2 separate regions of the Homo sapiens genome follow, and region 1 is linked to region 2. A link is a contact called in ENCODE Hi-C data. All regions are on one chromosome and are shown on one strand. Each heading gives the region's core, a stretch centred on a gene start or an enhancer-like site at or near the end of the contact. The rest is flanking DNA. Distances are from core to core; before and after follow the strand shown. Region 1 holds the start of POMZP3 (POM121 and ZP3 fusion). Region 2 holds the start of LINC03009 (long intergenic non-protein coding RNA 3009).

Region 1 (6,865 bases), core at 3,662-6,161, 78 kb after region 2:
TCTCAAGTTTTTTTTTTTTTTTTTTTTTTGAGATGGAGTCTCGCTCTGTCACCCAGGCTGGAGTGCAGTGGCACGATCTCAGCTCACTGCAACCTCCGCCCCACAGGTTCAAGCGATTCTCCTGCCTCAGCCTCCCGAGTAGCTGGGATTACAGGTATGCTGTAATTTTTGTATTTTTAGTAGAGACAGGGTTTCACCATCTTGGCCAGGCTGGTCTTGAACTCCTGACCTCATGATCCACCCGCCTTGGCCTCCCAAAGTGCTGGGATTACAGGCGTGAGCCACTGCGTCTGGCCCATTCTCAAGTTTTGTTTTGTTTTGTTTTAGAGACAAGGTCTCACTCTGTTGTCCAGGCTAGAGTGCAGTGATATGATCACGGCTCACTGCAGCCTGGAACTCCTGAGCTCAAGCGATCTTCCTACCTCAGCCTCTTAGAGTGCTGGGATTATAGGCTTGAGCCACTGCATTCAAACTCGAGCCCTTTTTCTTTTTTAATCTAAATTCCTTTTTTTTTTTCTTTTTGAGTTGGGGTCTTGCTCTGTTGCCCTGGCGAGAGTGCAGTAGCTGGATCATATCTCACTGCAGCCTCCAACTCCTGGGCTCAAGTGATCCTCCCACCTCAGCCTCTGGAGCTGGGAATACAGGCACTCACCACCATGCCTGGCTAATTTTCATATTTTGTTTGGTAGAGATGGAGTTGCACTATGTTGGCCAGGCTGGTCTCTAACTCTTGGGCTCAAGAGATCCCTCCACCTCAGCCTCCCAAAGTGCTGAAATTACAGGTGTGAGCCACCGCACCCAGCCCAAATTGATTGTGGTTTTTTTTTTTTATTTCACTTTTCCCCCTGTGATACAGCCCCAGGAGATCCCCAAATAAATTCTTAAAACAGTCTTATGACTCTTTAATGTCAGAAATCCTATCTATAGGAACAATGGTATGCAATGGTCAGGAACTAGTGCCACCTGACTTTTAGCAACAAGGAAGTAGGCCAAAATGCAGCCTGATGAATGCTTAATTATAACTCTATTTCTGTCCAGAACCCAGCATGCAGTTCTTGTTGCTCCTGTGGGGATAGTTTCATTCTCATTGTAAATGAATATTCTGGTGTGTTGCTTTGGGATATATAAGTTGTTCAAGAAAAGGGATCAAGCCTGGTGCGGTGGCTTATGCCTGTAATCCCAACACTTTGGGAGGCTGAGGTGGGTGGATCACCTGAGGTCAGGAGTTTCAGACCAGCCTGGCCAACAGGGCAAAACCCCCATCTCTACTAAAAATACAAAAATTAGCTGGCTGTGATGGTACGCAACTGTAATCCCAGCTACTCAGCAGGCTGAGGCAGGAGAATCTCTCAAAACCTGGGAGGCGGAGGTTGCAGTGAGCCAAGATCGTGCCATTTACACTCCGGCATGGCTGACAGAGCGAGAATCCGCCTCCAAAAAAAAAGAAAGAGAGAGAGAGAGAAAGAAAAGCAAAGCACGCTTGGTGACCGTGCTAGGTTTTTTGAGATAAGTTTTTTGTTAAATAAGAGCAATTTTGTTTAAGTTGGGGGTTATTTAAAGATTGTTTCAAAATATGGATTTAGGAAGGAAATAGAAACAAGGTGGGAAGAAGGCCAGTAAGTAGGAGAGACGTGAAAAAAAGTTATGAGGATGTATTTTTGGTAAAGAAAGTTGAAAAAAGAGTAATTTTTTATTTTGCATGAGAGAGGACTTTGGTCAAAATCAAGAGGAAAGGAAAGTAAATTTCTGTCCTAAAGTAGATTGCTAATATAAAAAAAGTATAGGACAAAATCAAAGATTTAAGGAAGTGTAGAAGTTGTGGAAGATTAATCTCATGAAAGGAATTTGGTGTGTGATTAAGCTGGCCGAAATTAGAAGGGGATTATTTATAAGATTTTCGGCCAGGCGTGGTGGCTCATGCCTGTAATCCCAGCACTTTGGGAGGCTGAGGCGAGCTGATCACCTGAGGTCAGGAGTTCGAGACCAGCCTGCTCAACATGGCGAAACCCACTTCAACTTCTTTTCTTTCTGTAATTAGAAAACTATTCCATTTTCATTAGGTTATTTTACAAACCACATAAGGAATTTTTTTTTTTTTCAGACAGTCTCGCTCTGTCACCCAGGCTAGCATGCACTGGCATGGTCTCGGCTCGCTGCAACCTCCGCCTCCTGGGTTCAAGCAATTCTCCTGTCTCAGCCTCTGGAGTAGCTGGGACTACAGGCACCTACCACCACATCCAGCTAATTTTTGTATTTTTAGTAGAGACGGGGTTTCACCATGTTGGCCAGGCTGGTCTCGAACTCCTGACCTCAGGTGATCCACCTGCCTGGGCCTCTCAAGGTGCTGGGATTATAGGCGTGAGCCACCTTGCCCTTCCAGGAAATTGGTTTTAATCTCATTACTGATAAAACTACCAAACTCTAGTTTTCATTTTTCTTTCCCAAGCATTTCCTTCAGCACAATTAAGACACTAGAACTGGTGGGCCGGGCGCCGTGGCTCAAGCCTGTAATCCCAGCACTTTGGGAGGCCAAGGCGGGCAGATCACGAGGTCAGGAGTTCGAGACCATCCTGGCCAACATGGTGAAACCCTGTCTCTACTAAAAATACAAAAAAATTAGCCGGGCATGGTGGCGGGCGCCTGTAGTCCCAGCTACTCGGGAGGCTGAGGCAGGAGAATGGCATGAACCTGGGAGGCTGAGCTTGCAGTGAGCTGAGATCGGGCCACTGCACTCCAGCCTGGGGGACAGAGACAGACTCCAACTCAAAAAAAAAAAAAAAAAAAAGACACTAGAACTGGTGGTTACCCAAATAACTGAACACCACAAAATTCCGACCAGAAGACTTAGAGCCTTCTTTCTTGAAAATAAACTTTTAACACGTTTCTACAGAAGCATGAGGCTAACATGGCTAATAGCTGTCAGCTTATCTCTGCTACTCACAGAAAAGGTAAATTATGACATCGATCTAACCTGTGCCTTGAAATGATCAGCATTAAAACCCCTGTTATTAGGTTCTTTCATGAAAGCCAAAGAAGGAGGCCTATGAAGGCTCACAAACTGGAGGTGGCCTCTGTATCTTTACGGGAATGTCTACATCTCATCCCATAGGAGTCCAAGCGGGAAACTGGCTTAGTACTCTCCTGAGCCTGTTACCTTCTTTTATTTTCCTGGCCATCAAGGAATATTTGGTCTTCTTCCTCCACTGTCCTTTTCTTCTTCTTCTCTTTGAGGGCACTCAGTACAGTCTCCTTTGCACATGGGTCTGGGGCATTACTTGATGGTGAGGACAGTGTTGAGCTGATTATCTGCTCTGGTCTATAATGAAAGACAGGATTCTAGCAGTAAGATATTTTAATTCCCATGCCATATCAGAAATGGAAATCAGAAGCTAACCAACAAGCCAAAGTATAATTTATACACTCACAACAGTTCCCCTTAGCAAGTAAAGCTACTTTTTCGTTAACGGCAAAAAGTGAAAAACAAACGGTTTTACTAGAATTTGGTATTTCTCATTCAAACAAGCAGATTCGTCCTTTCTTTTTTGCGTTGTAGTCATGTTGTCATAGGAACAACTGGAGAAGAATAAAGTGGACACGAAAAGGGAGAGTATTCTTCCAACGATAATACTCACATCGCAGAACGCGAAAATCTTCTGTCAGGAGGGGCGATCCTCAGAGTCACTGGGCTACACACCATCCTGGAGTTGCGAGGGGACAGCACAGCCTTCTTGTGATAACCATTCCAGCACACTGTGGGAAGTACCCCCGGACAGGAATACTGGGCCTGATGGATCGGATAGCGTCTTCGAGGTGTTATTACAAACCGATCTGGTAAAGTCCCACGATCCCTGCAGAGAATGCGAGACAAATCATGGAAACAAAGTATAAAAGAATGTCAAAATTTTAGACGGTTAAAAACCCACCAGTTAAGACATTTTCCAAAGAACTTAAGTCTCTTTCTACGCAACACAGAACACGTTGTTTTTATGGCAACTTTCCCCTATTCCATCTAAGAGCAGAGAGTGACAGCTGCTTAACAGCTGTCTCAACAATGGATTGCAACAATTTGAGAGGGAAAATCTAAATCTAGACTAAATCTAGACTGCACTAAAATTCGGGGAGTTTTTAGAACTGGAAAGAAGGGAATCGTTTTGGCAACACATCTCACACCAAGCAAGAGTCAGAGGCCAGGAGACGGCTGGCACACACCAAGGTGTTAAGGAGGGCAAAACCACACACAATTCCCTTCGGATTTGATGAAAAAGCAAATCGGATTTAAAAGTCCTCGATTTCAAGCCAGCCGAGCCAAAGGATGATCTGGGAAAATCAGCGCATCTCACCGTGGGGAAGGCCTCCCGGAGGGTCGGAGAAGAGGAGTGGGGAGAGAGGGGTAAAAGTGGTGAACGCGATGGGTCGGCGGGGAGGGCGGTGTGGAGCGCGGCGCCGGGCGGGCGGGCGGCGGCCAGGCCTATTCCGCAGGTCCTGGCCCTCCGGAGCGGGGGCGGGCTGCGGCGGCCCGGGCTTGCCCAGGTAACTGCCCATGAGGAGCAGTTCGGCAGGGTCAGGTCCTTCGAGCAGGGTCCGCGGCTCTAGGAGGTTTCCGTTGGCTGTCGACTTGGCCGGAGGCGAAGCGAACAGTGTTCGCCGATGTCGCGCCTTCTGAACGAAGGAGGACAAGGGGCGCGAACCTCGGGGCTCGCGGCTCAGTCCCCACCAGGCCGCGGTAGTCCCCACGGCCAGCCAGGCCAGCGCAGCCGCAGCAGGCACGAGGTACAGTAGGAGGCCGACCAGCGACAGGCCGAGAAGCGCCGCCCCGGCCGGCCCTGACACTCGCTATCGGCCGCCGCCGCTCGCCTGCTCCAGCCGCCGCAGCCGCCGGAGACATCGCGGCTCCGCGCCGCGGAGGAGACTTAAATATCCCAGCGTGCACCGCGCCACGCGTCGCGTCATCGCGCGCCCGCCACGTCATGCGCGCGCGACTCGGGGAGACGCTACAGCCCGGCAGCTCCCGAGACACAGCTGTTTTGGAAAATGCTGCCTGCCTTCAACGCCTGTTTCTGACTCTTGCGGTTTCCCGCATGGCTCCCAGCGAGACGATCCCGTCCGGGATCCCATCCGGCTCCCATCCGGAGGCGATCCCGTGAAAGGATCGCGTCCAAAATAAAAGGGCCCGAGACCTATGCTTATGTAATTCCTAATCCGTGATCTTTTCTAGGGGCTGAACTCCCCTCCAGCACAGCCTGTTACCAGGTGCTTTTCACAAACGCCACTGGCGGCTGAGTTTTCCCCCCCACTTCCATTTCTACTTTACAAGTTGATAACGTGGGACGATTACCTACCAAATTTCACATCATGGCCCAGACATCGGGTGGATTTTGAGGCTCTGTGATCGATTTATACCTATGCTAAAGTTATCGGTCTGAGAAAGTAGATTAGTGGTTGCCTAGGGCTAAGGAGTGGGTTTGGGGGTGGGGAATAGAAAATGACTGCTTATGGGTATAGGCTTTCTCGTAGCAGCATAAACATAGTTTAAAATTAGATCGTGTTGGCGGTTGCACCACCCTATGAACTGTATGGTTTGTGAATTATATCTTCATAAAGCTGTTTAAAAAGTCTGGTAGTCTGCCAATACACTTTGGTGTAGTTAAGTTTCCTCAGACATTCATTCATTGATTTATTCATTCCATTGTTTATATACATTAAAGAGATTAAGGGGGAAAATAGAGGATCTCTGATCTTTATAAGCTCTGTTTAGTAAGGAAGATGTGTAAGTAAAAGATTGCAATTCAATGTTATCAGTGTGATAACGGGAACAAAAAAAGAGGCCAGACGCAGTGGCTCATGCCTGTATTCCCAGCACTTCGAAGGCGGAGGCGGGCGGATCACCTGAGGTCAGGAGTTCAAGACCGGCCTGACCAATATGGTGAAACCCCGTCTCTACTAAAAATACAAAAATTAGCTGGGCATGGTGGCGCGTGCCTGTAGTCCCAGCTACTCGGGAGGCTGAGACAGGAGAATTGCTTGAGTCCGGGAGGTGGAGGTTGCAGTGAGCCGAGATCATGCCACTGCACACTCCAGCCTGGACGACAGAGCGAGTCCATCTCAAAAAAAAAAAAAAAAAAAAAAAAGTTGTGATAAAGGGGAAGGAAGGCAGGGAAGTGCTCCTGGAGCTGAGAGGTCTGGCAGGTTCAAGGAAGATGAAGGAGCACTGTGCAGAAGTCCAGAGATGGAATTGTTCAGTATCGCTGGAGATTAGGGTGTTTTGGGGATAGAAAAGTTGGAAAGGTATAGATGCCTCTGGGGCAACTCAGAGAGATGAGAAGAAGGTGCAGTTTGGGTTCCAGATCCTCCCCAACCCAGTGCCAAAGTAATTCTTCTATTTAATATACTGTGATTTCACATAAGACTTAATTTGAAAAAAAAGGGGGGGGGGCGGAGGGGGGACTGTGTTGCTTAAGAAAAAAATCTCAGTATCAGTAGACTAGTGGGACAAAAGCCAGGCTGCCCTGGGTTGAACAGTGACTGGAAGGTGAAGAAATGGAGGCAGTGACTGCAGACTCCCTACTCAAGAAACCTGGGTAATAGGGGAAGAAGAAACATAGTGTCTAGGTCAGTAGGGGCTCTTTGAACTATTGTGTGTGGCTGGAGTTAAGTGGAGGAGCTACACATAAAAGCCGTCAGGGTACAGATGTCCTGAAACCAAGCAAGATGACTGAGAATTAATGTAAATAGAGAGGTCCATAGCCTGAGCCCTCGGGGCACTCCTGTGTTTAGAGGTAAAGAGATGAATACACAAAGGGCACAAGTCATGTAGGAAATATAGATAAATATGACTACATTAAAAGTTAGTACTTCTGGGCCGGGA
Region 2 (7,788 bases), core at 996-3,495:
CTGCACCTGGCCTCAGAAGAATTTATTTTTAGTCTTTTCCTTACCAGTTTTTATGAAACAACTGGGCAAGAACACTGTTAGATTTCACCAAAAAATTGTGATGAATCATTGTCTTTATGATCCCATTTTTGAAAATTGACATTTTAATTGTAAACCAAAAATAAAATTCTAAGCCCCCACAACTGACTCAGTGGACTCCCCTGTTGGCCAACAGGATCCAAAATAAACATGGAAAACTAATTTAGGTCATGATGGGAAGGAGGGGGTTGGACATGCCTTGTCATAATTCTCCTCCCGTCAGAGTTTAGGCACAGCTGACCAACATTATGATCTCTATTAGAATAGAGATCATAGGACTGACAAAACAGGCTCTTTTTATCAGTAAGATACCCATCTCCAACCAGACTCTGATATAGCATCACATGACAGATAGCAGTCCCTGAAGTAAATTACAGTATTTTACCCCAAAACATATTTTCTTTGACAAACTTTAAAATAGTCCTGCAAAGCCATCTCTTTGGGGGAAATTTGCATTCTGTAGAGAATCTCTTTCCCTTACAGAAAAGACTCCAGGTCTTTTCTGGAGAGTCTGACACCTTTTAAGATCCAATAAGAGATATTTATCATCTATTCTCCCTGAAGCCTGTTCTGAGGCTTCACCTACATAACAAGAACCTTGGTTTCCACAATCCCCCTTATCCTAACTCAAACTTTTCTTTCTTTTTTTTCCCTCCCTCTTTTTCCTTCCTTCCTCTCTCTCTTTTTCTCTCTCTCTCTTTATTTTCTTCTCTGTTGCCCAAGCTGGAATGCAGTGGTGCCATCATGGCTCACTGTAGCCTCAACTTCCCAGGCTCAAGCGATCCTTCCATCTCGGCCTCCTGAGTAGCTGAGTCTACAGGCATGCACCACCACACCTGGATAATTATTTTTTTTTTGTAGAAGTGGGGGTCTCGCTGTGTTGCCCAGGCTGTCCTTGAACTCCTGGCCTCAAGGGATCCTCCCAGCTCACCCTCCCAAAATGCTGGGATTACAGGCATGAGCCACCACAATGGCCCATTTCTTTATGTAGTCTTCCAGCTGTTCAGCCAACACTTAACTCTGAACCAACTGCCAATCTTTCAATCTACTAGTGACCTGAAAGCCTTTCCTGGCTGACCCAACATATACTTCCCATGTATTGATTTATGTCTTTGCCTGTAACTACTGTCTCCCTAAGATGCATAAAACCAAGCTGTAACCCAACCACTTTGGGCTCACGTTCTCAGGACCCCCTGAGGCTGTGTCACCAGCCATGGTCACTCAAATAGGAGGCCCAGAATAAAACTCTTTACAGACTTTGACTCTTTTTGGTCAACATAACCTAACCCTAAACATAATCCTCCTGGGGAAGGTAAGATCACAGGTATCTCTTCTTCGTTCAGTTTGTATGTGTATGTCCTTATTTCTCTACAGTTTTTAGGCATTCGCTGTGTGATCTAGAAAAGCTATGGAGTCTCGCTTTGTCGCCAGGATGGAGTGCAGTGGCGTGATCTCGGCTCACTGCAACCTCCACCTCCCAGGTTCAAGTGCTTCTCCTGCCTTAGCCTCCCGAGTAGCTGGGATTACAGGCACGCGCCACCACGCCCAGCTAATTTTTGTATTTTTAGTAGAGACAGGGTTTCATCATGTTGGCCACGATGATCTCTATCTCTTGACCTCGCGATCTGCCCGCCTTGGCCTCCCAAAGTGCTGGGATTACAGGCTTGAGCCACCGCGCCCAGCTACAAATTCTATTTTCTTTTTGTTCCTTGGAAAGCATCGCTGGGCATTTATCCTGTCCCAGTATTTGAGTGAAACTTCTCAGCATTTCAGAGCAGTGACCATGATACACCCTTTCCTTTCCTTCTCCTTATGGCAAACTCGGTTCTAACCCAGAGGACTTGGGCTCCAGGACCCAGTAACGCAGCCCTGGACTTGACCCTAAAAGGGAGTAAAGACAAAGGTGAAGTTCAGTCCGGGGTTCAGGGCTGCCAAAGCTCATAGCCTGGAGCTTCTTAACCTTTAGGCGGGGTAGAGACATTTAAGACAGCCCCTAAACTTGGGGAGCGCGTAGGCTCATGGGAAATAGAGTCTGTTACTTGTCCTGGGACCGCGGTGGGTGTCCGGGGAGGCGGACTTCCGGTGCACTCCTGCGCGTGTGCACCTCTCCCTGCGTGCGTGTTCGCGCGTGCGTGCTCGCACATGCGCGCCACCTCCGCACTGCCCTCGCTTCCTGCGCCTGTTCAGGTCATCGCTTGCTCTGGTTCCCAGGCTTTGGCCTCTAGTGGACGAGAATCACCGAGTCTGCGGGGCTAGACGCTGACCGCCCGGGCCAGCACCTAGGCGGGCGGGAGCTGTGCGGCCCAGGGTTCGCGCGGGCCGGGTAGAGGCTCGAGCCAGGACCCCCGAGCGTGAACCCCGGAGCCGGCGGCGCTGGGGCCAGAGGGGCCGGGCGGGAGGTGATGGCGGAGGCGAAGGGGCGACGGGACCTGGGCCTGGCCCGTGTGTGTCCTCAGAGGCCTGGCGCCGGCCGTCGCTGTACGGTGAGCCCCAGGGAGGCGGATCTGGGCCCCGAGAAGGACACCCACCTGGATTTGCCCCATAGGCCCGGCCCGGGCCCCTCGGGAGCAGAACAGCCTTGGTGAGGTGGACAGGAGGGGACCTCGTGAGCAGACGCGTGCGCCAGCGACAGCAGCCCGCCCCGGCCTCTCAGGAGCCGTGGGGCAGAGGCTGCGGAGCCCCAGGAGGGTAAGTCTTGGGTTTTTGGGCCCGGAGCGAGAAGGGCCTGGGTGAAGTCACCGTGTTTTGGGGACCTTAGAGTGTGGGGCAGAGGGAGGGTCCCGATTGCTTGCTGGAGAGACATGTGTTGGGTTCGAGGGCAGGGTCCGGCTGCACCGAACAGGCGCTGCATGGGAAGATCTGGGAGGACGAGGCTTAGGGAGGCGTGGAGGGTGTCACCACCCTCAGCTGCGGACGTCGTCTCCACTCCCCGCTAACCCCTAACAGTCCTTCCTCCTCCTCTCCGTGCTCCAGATTTCGACCGCCTCTAAATGTCCGTCAGCACTTCTATTCTCTCACTTAAGTGTCTGCTGATCCCCCCCTTAGATCTGCCCTGGGAGAATCGTAGTAATGCAGGAACAGTCTGCAGGGATTCTCTCCTGCTGCCTCAGTTGCTAGGGGAAGAGACTGGGCCTTAGCAGGTGGGTGACTTGACCAGGTCACCGGCTTTGTGGGTAGAGCTGCTCATAGTAGAACCCAGGAGACTTATCTCCCAGGCCAGTGTTATTTCTCCCGTATCCTAGTTTTCTTAATAGAAGATTATTAGGTGCCACAATAACTAAGTTCAGTTAGATAATTTAGAAACAAAACCATATTTTATACACATTCATTTCATTTCTGAGAGCTCACCTACTCAATTCCTATGGCCTATTTTATTTTAGGCAGTTTAAAGAGACAATAAGAAAATGCGGGCGGGATGCAGTGGCTCACACCTGTAATCCGAGCACTTTGCGGGGCTAGGGCAAGAGTATCCCTTGAGACCAGGAGTTAGAGACCAGCCTAGACAACATGGGGACACCCTGACTACAAAAAATACAAAAGTCGCCAGGCATGCTGGGATGCATCTGTGGTCCCAGCTACTCAGGAGGCTGAAGTGGGAGGATGGATGGAGCCCAGGAGGTCGAGGCTGCAGAGAGCCGTGAATGCACCACTGCACTCCAGCCTGGGTGGCAGATTGAGACCCTGTCTCAACCAACAAACCACAAAAAACATGAGCCGTATAATGGGAATTTTTTTTCTTTTTGCACCTTGTATTTGATGATGGCAGACTATTTGTAAAAGGAGTCGTGTTACCCATGAGAGTCTAACTCATCTAATTACTACCTGATTATCTTAGAGTTACAGGCGCATGCTTCCCCTATCACTTTTTTTTTTTTTTTTTTTTTGAGACAGTGTCTCTCACCCAGTCTGGAATGCAACAGCGTGGTCTCGGCTCACTGCAACTTCCACCTCCCAGGTTCAAAGGATTCTCGTGCCTCAGCCTCCTGAGTAGCTGGGACTACAGGCATGTGACACTATGCCTGGCTAATTTTTTTTGTTATTTTTAAGTAGAGACGGGGTTTTGCCATGTTGGCCCAGGCAGGCGGATCACTTGAGGCCAGAATTTGAGACCAGCCTGGCCAACATGGCGAAACCCTGTATCACTCTTTTAGACCCTTCTGAGTGTTTGCAGGTTGAGTGTTCACAGGGTGTTAGCCTATTGAGCTTTCTTTTGCGGTTCTTATGCAGGTGATTTCTGCCTTTGCAGGCCGGAGCCCTCATGACTTCAGTGACCTGCTTCTGCCCCTCTAGGTCTATCAGCCACAGTCTCTGCAAGTTTCCAAGAGCAGCAGAAAATGAACACATTGCAGGTGAGTTTTCCTGCTTGTGTATATGTTCCTCAATTTTATTTTATGATGCATTTTAAGAGGTTTGTAAGGATTCATACTTTTTTTTTTCTTTTTTTTGAGATGGAGTCTTGCTCTGTTGCCCAGGCTGCAGTGCAGTGGCATGATCTCGCTTCACTGCAACCTCCACCTCCTGGGTTCAAGTGATTCTCCTGCCTCAGCCTCCTGAGTAGCAGGGATTACAGGCGTGCGCCACCATGCCCAGCTAATTTTTTGTATTTTTAGAAGAGATGGGGTTTCACTATGTTGGCCAGGCTGGTCTCAAACTCCTGACCTCAGGTGATCTTCCCACCTCAGCCTCCCAAAGTGCTGGGATTACAGGCATGAGCCACCAAGCCCAGCCAGGATTCATACTTTAAAATGGGAATGTGGAAATAGACATTATCCTGTAAAATATAGTTAGTGTGGCAGATCAGCACCAAAAATGATTTGTGAAGCTTGTATGTATGGGTAGTATATTTTAAGGCTGTTGAAATTGAGCCGCACCTAGGACTGATATTCTTGGCAGTCATCACAAAAGGAAAGTGCCATCTGTATTAGTCCATTCTCACACTGCTATAGAGAAATAACCAAGACTGGGTAATTTATAAAGTAAAGAGGTTTAATTGGCTCACGTCTGCAGGCTCTATCATAGGAAGCATGGCTGAGGAGGCCTCAGGAAACTTACAGTCAGGTGAAAGGTGAAGGGAAAGCGGGCGCATCTTCCATCACCAGAGCAGGAGGAAGAGGGAACACTGGGGATTACAATTGAACATGAGATTTGGGAGGCAACACACACCGAAACCATATCACCATCCATGACATCGTTTGCATTGATTATAAGGAGAAACCAGTTTTGTTACTTGTGGATTTAAAAGATTTTCTGGGACTTGGAAAAATTTCTTCATTCAAGTTGGTGTAATTGTGGATAGCTTTCCTAACAACAACCATTAATTACTGTAACTTATGGCTTATTCTTGGTGCTTATGTAAGCAGAGGGCCTGCTGCCCAAGGAGAACTTGGTGCATATAATTTTTCCAGGGACGGAAATATCGTGATCCAAGTAAACAATTCTGTTTTTACTGTTGAGTCCTAGATCATGGGGGGAATGAATGACGTGATCATCCGTCAAATATTTGTTCGTCTTTTTGTTCGGGTTGCACAGCAAACAATACAGACAGTTACTCTCTTGTGAAGATTTCCTCATTTCTGTTTCTCATTTCACTTCTCAGTGTTTTCGTTTTGTCCTCAATAAATTAGGTATTGATGGGACGTATTTCAAAATAATAAGAGCTATCTATGACAAACCCACAGCCAATATCATACTGAATGGGCAAAAACTGGAAGCATTCCCTTTGAAAACTGGCACAAGACAGGGATGCCCTCTCTCACCACTCCTATTCAACATAGTGTTGGAAGTTCTGGCCAGGGCAATTAGGCAGGAGAAGGAAATAAAGGGTATTCAATTAGGAAAAGAGGAAGTCAAATTGAAATTTAACTCATCTTTCTTATGTGACTCTAAAGGTCAAACCATACCACCTGAATATTTTTATCCTCTCTGAATATTTCCATTAAAGAGTTTATTTAAAAGAATTTTTAAATCTTCTCATTATGTCTTAACAGCATGATATCATACTCTACTTTTTGACTTCTCCATTTGATATGGAATAAAATTGCATCATATGGCCAAGGCATATACACTTAAAGTCTTCAATTTAGAAGCTTTCCAGAGTCAAACTGAGTCAATCTCTGCTTTAGAAGTCTCCCACAAAAAGGATCCTACATAAATTACTGTGTGTTTAAAGGTTTCTGATTTTAATCTAATAACTGAAATATCAAACTATATTTTAATTCAGGCATTTGGGCATCACTACCACGTGTTCTCATCAGATTTAGGAACCCTGCAGCAAGATTTATCAGTGTCAAAATGCTAAAATCCTAAATTTAGTGCCAGAATCCCTCTCAAATGGCATTTATATTTTGATAGCTTAACCTACTTTGAATCCCCTGAGCATCTTGTCTGTTTTTATTAGTAGATTTTGCTGATCTTTTTTAACTTTTCAAAGGCTCTTTAAATTATCCTAAAGTCATATATTTACCATGAGAAAGCAGGTGTCTTTTTAGAGTGTAGATGCTTAAGTCGCTCATAAAATTAATTTCCTCGGGTTAGGAGAACATTTTGAAACTCTAATTTGAAAAACTCTAATCTGGCTTCTAAAAACACTGTATCAGTATTCAGAAATAATAAAAATGGAAACATAACAACATAATAAATTTAATTTAACCTAGCATAGCAAAAGAGTAGGGCATTTTTGCATAATCAGCTAGATAGTTTTCAGAGGCAAACACAGAGCAGTGGAGACTTTGTTTGGAGACAGCCATTGTTTCAAGAAATGGGTGTTGCCTTGATGAAGCTACCCTTGCTTGTCACTGCAGATCCGTCTCCTGCTATCACCAGCTCTGTGTAACATTGCCTATGCTGTGGACACACAGAGATACTTGACAGTCAGTGGATGAACTCAATAAATGTTATTATTTTTAAATACACAGCTTACTAAACAGATAAATAATCTTAAAATTGAGACTGTTCCAGAAACCAGAATGCATTTTCTTCATACTCATAGCTTTTGTGGTTTACATACATTTATATAATTAGAATGCAATAAAATACATTAAACAGTAAAATAATACTCTATATAATTTAATCTCTGGGGATCCAGAAGGCACTTTAAGCTATTACAGTTTCTCAGAGTCAATGTTATGTACTTTATAATTTTTTATTCTACTGGTAAAACATGGTGATATTGATTAACAGATATTTTAGTAGATATAATATTTTATAAACTGATTTTATTATGTCTTGTTAATATTGGGATAATCAGAATATAGAGAGACTTCTATACATACACATATATTCTATATCTTCATAGCTAGACTTGAAGTATCTCACTTTGATGTTTCTAAAAATAAAGTGAGCACTTTTGTTCTTTTTAATATTTTATTTATTTATGTATTTATTTATTTATTTTTGAGACGCAGTCTTGCTCTGTCAACCAGGCTGGAATGCAGTGGTGCGATCTCGGCTCACTGCAAACTCTGCCTTCCTGGTTCAAGCGATTCTCCTGCCTCAGCCTCCTGAGTAGCTGGGATTACAGGCTACTACCACCACGCCTGGTTAATTTTATTTTGTGTGTGTATTTTTAGTAGAGACAGGGTTTCACCATGTTGCCCAGTCTGGTCTCGAACTCCTGACCTCAGGTGATCTGCCCACCTTGGCCTCCCAAAGTGCTGGGATTACAGGCATGAGCCACTATGCCCAGCCCACTTTGTCCTTCAATTTCTTCCT

Evidence for each region. Hi-C counts contacts between places; a loop is a spot of excess contacts on that map. Pooled maps may share reads with other maps.
Region 1: a pooled map shows a loop between it and region 2 (16-fold over the local background). The contact joins the promoter of POMZP3 here to the promoter of LINC03009 in region 2. A Hi-C loop is called at or near these places in 6 of 50 pooled maps.

Annotation. Positions count from the first base shown.
Region 1 is chr7:76,622,368-76,629,232 of GRCh38, forward strand. It overlaps POMZP3 (POM121 and ZP3 fusion), which reads right to left and starts at 4,912. Exons shown (of 7, transcript NM_012230.5): 1 at 4,341-4,912; 2 at 3,633-3,848; 3 at 3,155-3,316. The coding sequence starts at 3,697. LINC03009 (long intergenic non-protein coding RNA 3009) reads left to right here. Exons shown (of 3, transcript NR_029411.1): 3 at 3,554-5,615.
Region 2 is chr7:76,547,096-76,554,883 of GRCh38, forward strand. It overlaps LINC03009 (long intergenic non-protein coding RNA 3009), which reads left to right and starts at 2,246. Exons shown (of 3, transcript NR_029411.1): 1 at 2,246-2,766; 2 at 4,325-4,427.